Linked DNA regions of Homo sapiens: region 2 is linked to region 1. A link is an interaction called in ENCODE POLR2A ChIA-PET data of the cell type or tissue named here. Cell type or tissue: IMR-90. All regions are shown on one strand.

The links. ChIA-PET counts read pairs that join two places held together with the same protein. Peaks named below come from ENCODE experiments on the same cell type or tissue, not always from the same donor. Only the 100,000 strongest peaks of a DNase experiment are listed, where the experiment ranks them.
Region 2: POLR2A ChIA-PET joins it to region 1 with 15 read pairs; 3 of 35 experiments call an interaction of 5 or more read pairs at or near these places.

The regions. Positions count from the first base shown.
Region 1 is chr3:100,296,808-100,299,307 of GRCh38, reverse strand. TBC1D23 (TBC1 domain family member 23) reads right to left here. Exons shown (of 19, transcript NM_001199198.3): 9 at 1,263-1,385; 10 at 1-69. Among named protein-coding and RNA genes, the nearest start is that of NIT2, 37 kb to the left of the region's middle. In IMR-90, no CTCF peak of the experiment used is centred here; a DNase peak (open chromatin) is centred at 1,297.
Region 2 is chr3:100,403,462-100,405,961 of GRCh38, reverse strand. All of the region lies in intron 1 of LNP1 (leukemia NUP98 fusion partner 1), which reads right to left. Among named protein-coding and RNA genes, the nearest start is that of LNP1, 3.2 kb to the right of the region's middle. In IMR-90, no CTCF peak of the experiment used is centred here; no DNase peak of the experiment used is centred here; H3K4me3 peaks cover 347 bases; H3K27ac peaks cover 190 bases.

The sequences.
Region 1 (2,500 bases):
AGTTGATAAATGCCCAGCATTATATTGTTCTGCAGGACGGCAATCCACCACAAAGAACCGGACTCCTTCCTAAAACGGAAACAACATTTGACATACAGGAATTTCCCATGAGGTTCACATTGCACAACATAATATTCACAGTTAACCAAATAAAGGGAACAAGTTCATTAAAAAATGGATCTCACATGGAATTGGGAGGACCTAGTTAGCACAGAAAATAACCCGAAGGTCCTAAATACTTTTATTTCTTTTAAACAGTTAAAACATTTTTCTTTTTTAGATGTTGTTCTTTACTGGAAAGTCTTAAAATACATAGAAGGAGAGTGTCTGTTTGAGCTATAAAACTAATTATAATTAATTATAAAACTAATTATAAAACGCTATATAGTTATAAACACAACTCTAGATATGCTATTCTTTTTTGCAAATAAATCTGCAAATTTATCAACAGCTCAATTCACGTAAGAACTAAACATCTATTTCGTGTGGGGGGATGAAGGGAGAATGTTCTGAAATACCAGTTTCAACTAAAGAAGTTCACATGGATCTCTTTAAACTGGATAACATGTTTTCATTTGTTTTTAAATATTAGTTTGAATAAGAAAAAAGTGAGATGCTTGTATTTTGAAAATCCTCAATAACCAGCGCAGATACAGTAAGAAATCCAACTAAGAAAGATCTACCATAAAAGGCTATTTTCCCACGTCCATTCCTTTCCTGCCCTCAACCTTGGAAATACACTACACCTTCCAAATACACACCATGGTTAACTGCTGCACTACTAGTAATAAAGACCATATATTAAAAACATCATTGGTCAAATTGACTTATTAGATTTTCATGAAGAAAATTTCATTTTCACAATTCTCCTTTGCTATAAGTTGTATGGAACTAAACCATGTAATTCAATTAGCTGTAAACTACCAGAAACTGTTAAATGCTAAATTCACCCTTTTAAAAGTATTTTATACAATGCCACATTCAGTTGCTCTACTGAAATATGGAAAAAAGATACGGCGATTTACAAAAACTGGTGTCAAGAATGTCAACAATAATTAATTGTAGACAATTAAAACACCACACAAGCTGACAAGTTTTAAAATGACCCTCTGAACATAACATTTAACACAATCATTCAAAAAGCCAAAAGAGCCACCTTGTTGCAGTAAATTGATTTTGTGGGAATCAATGAACAGGGAGGAAGTTGGTTCCTTGTATTTAAAATGAACAGTCCCCTAACAAACTGGGTTTCCTTTACTTACCCCTTGTAGCTGATTCGCTTGAAGGATCTCTGACACGGAGATGGCCAGACAAAGAGCCTGACTCAGATCTGCATCATCATCCTTAATTCCCAACAAAGTACTACCAAAGAGATGGTGATTATCCTGTTTGAAGGGAAATTTTTAAACATTATGAAAAAAAAAATCAAACTTTCTTCCTAAAAATATTCTTATTAAACCATGATAAAAGGTAAAATTATAATACTCTTGAGTTGTGATTTTTTAAAACTTAATACTACATAATCTCAAATTTTATAGGCTAAGAACTACAAAAATGTCACATAAAGTCCCTGTCAGTGTTCATACAAAATGAAAGACTAAGAAAAAAAAAACACATTCTAAATAGCTATTTTCTATACTACCACCTGTAGTTAATATTGAACTTTAAAAATGGTTACTTACAATTTTTCATATCTTAATAAAAACAAATATGTGGCAGAAATCTATTGCATAAATGAGTTAAAATACTGATCCACAGCCTGCTCTAATTCACAACTGCTAGTACAGTTTCACTATGTCTGAAGAATAAAAGGTGCAGCTCTTGAATAAGAAAAAAAATAAGACTTCTTTTTCATTCAGTATTTTAAACTACTATCCTACCATCTGACTTATACAGCATTGTTAGGAACTGAAGAGTTCTATATAAGAAAATTATTAAAATAGTTGAAACTGGTCCCTAGAAATAAGTCTTTTTAAATTAGTTATTTTTGAGGGAAAATGATCTTAAAAGGTTTCCTTTACCTGCTTTCTAAAACACAGTATACTAAACATAACTTAACTTTATCTTGACACTTCAGTGACACGATGAGTACCAACTAGAAATTATTATGGCAGAATGCTTTAAAAAAAAAGGTGCTCTCATGGGCACCTGAAGTCACATACAAACCTGTCTGCTTTATAAACTTGTGCCTCTTCCACTATTAGCTTTTGCTTCTTAGAGTTTCATTTTTCAGGAGTTCACATCACTCATACTTCTAATCTGGTGTCCTTTATTAGGCATCTGTCTGGTCTAAGGATCTAAGTCTTTACGGGGCCTAAATGACCTTTCTTTATAAGACAGCTCAGCATTATTAAGACTATACAAGCCTGAACTCCAGAGAAAAGTGGCAAAACTCTACCTCCTCCACTGGATTACTACTGTAATATAATTTTTTTTTTTTTTTTTTTGAGACAGAGTCTTCACTCTGTCGCCCAGGCTGGAGTGCAGTGGCACAATCTCA
Region 2 (2,500 bases), 110 kb before region 1:
ACCAAAGAAAGAGAAGAGGTGTATGAAGGGAGGCATGGGTGGGCAGAAATGTTGAACTTTATAGTGAAAGTGAAGAGGATTTAAAAGTCTTTCAGCTCAAGAGTGAAATTACAGTTATGCTATAGGAAGAGTAAATTGATATCAAGGTGCAGGGTGACACATAGAAGAGAGGCACTAGAGGCAGAGAAATTATCTGGGAAGCAAGCAAATATAGGATTTAGGCAAGATGAAGGAAATGAATAAAAGAGAAAAAAGAGGGGAATGTAATAGTATTAGGAGTTGAGGCCTTTGGGAAGTGATTAGATCATGAGGATGGAGCCCTTAAAAATAGGATGAGTGCCCCTATAAAAATGAGACTCCAGAGAACTTTCTTGCCCCTTTCCACTATTTGAGGACACAAACCAAATTTGCAGTCCTCAACCCAGAATAGGGCTCTTACAGAATTTGACCATGCTGGCACACTGATCTCAAACCCCCATCCTCAGGAATTGTGAGAAATAAATTTCTATAGTTTATTAGCTAAGTAGTTTTATGATATTTTTGTTATAGCAGCCTGTACTAAGATGGGAAGAAACTATTTATTGAGTATCTGTTATGTGTTATACATACTCTTAGGAGTTTTCACTTATATGAACTAAGAAGTGTCAGAATGGGTGAAAAAACTATAAGAAAGATATTACAACAAAGTTGAATTTGTTGAAGACTTCACAGCTGATTTTGTGTTTATGTGTGTATATAAATACAACAGCATAATCATTTGTGCTTGGGTAGGTAAGGATGAAAAAGAGAGAGGTCTAAAAAGGTCTATGGTTTCAAATATGAGTAACTGCTAAGGTAATAGTGGTATTATTAGAAAAAATGGATAACACAGGCTGGGTACAGTAGCTCATGCCTGTAATCCCAGCACTTTGAGAGGCCGAGGCGGGCGGATCACGAGGTCAGAAGATCGAGACCATCCTGGCTAACACGGTGAAACCCCGTCTCTACTAAAAATACAAAAAATTATCCAGGTGTGGTGGCGGGCGCCAGTAGTCCCAGCTACTCGGGAGGCTGAGACAAGAGAATCGCTTGAACCCAGGAGGCAGAGGTTGCAGTAAGCCGAGATCACACCACTGCACTCCAGCCTGGGCAACAGAGCGAAATTCCATCTTGGAAAAAAAAAAAAAAAAAGGATAACACAAAGAGAAAGAATGAGTGGGGAAAATGATGAGTTATATTTTTGACAAAAGTCAGGAATCCAAGCAAAACTGCTCAGTAAGTAGTAAGAAATATAGGGCTAGAGGTAAAAAGGGAAGCTATGCCAAAAGATATATAGACAGTGATTATCTGCACAGAAATGGTACCTGAAGCAATGAGATTTACTTTGGTTACTAATGGAGAGATTGAAGATAAAGAAGAAGACATATTCTAATAAATTCCTCACTTGAGGAATATCTAGAGCTGTGCTGTCCAATATGGTAGTCATTAGCCACATGATACTACTTAAATCAATTAAATAATGAAAACTGTAGTCTTTGTCACACTACATTTCAAGTGCTCAATAGCCACATGTGGCTAGTGGCTACCATATTGGACATCATAAATATAAATCATTTCCAGCATCATAGAAAGCTGTGATGGACAGCACTGATCTAGAGTTTGGTCAGAGCGTAGAAGAACCAGAAGACTCTATTCTCCTGAAGCCAAGGAAAAGAACATTTCAAGGAGAGAATAATCAGTGGTATCAAGTAAAAGTGGGTGACAGCCAACCTCCCCCACCCACAAAAAAACCACAATGAATTTTATGACTTCTAAAGCACTTTCAGCCTAATTATAAAGTTGTAAACTAGATTACAACAGATTTTGGATGAAATGGGTGCCAAATAAGTAACAGATGTAGACAATTCTTTTCAGTAATTTTTCAGTAAGGAAAAACAGAATGAAAACATCAGACAGCTGAAAGAGAATAGAGCTGTTCTATATGTACATGCTTAATATAAGCAGATTTGTGCACTGGCTGGAAGGTTTGGACACCAGTCAACCAGCTATTTACCAACTCTAGCAATCTGAAAGGCCTTTCATGTAGCAATGACAATTGAAGGGACAGAATTACATCATTTTAAAACAATAAGGAGCCTTAAAAATAATCTAATCCACCCCTCCTCACATTATAAAGAAAGCAGAGTTGCCCATGGTCACACACACAACTCAGTGGTATTAAAATTTAGAATAAGAATTCAGGTCAGCTGGGCATGGTGGCTTATGCCTGTATTCCCAGCACTTTGGGAGGCCGAGGCAGGTAGATCACCTGAGGTCAGGAGTTCAAGACCAGCTTGGCCAATATACAAAAAATTAGCCTGGCATGGTAGCAGCCGCCTATAATCCCAGCTACTGGGACGCTGAGGGAGGAGAATTGCTTGAAGCCTGCAGGCAGAGGCTGCAGTGAGCCAAGATGGCGCCATTGCACTCCAGCCTGGGCAACAAGAGCGAAACTCCATCTCAAAAAAAAAAAAAACTCAGG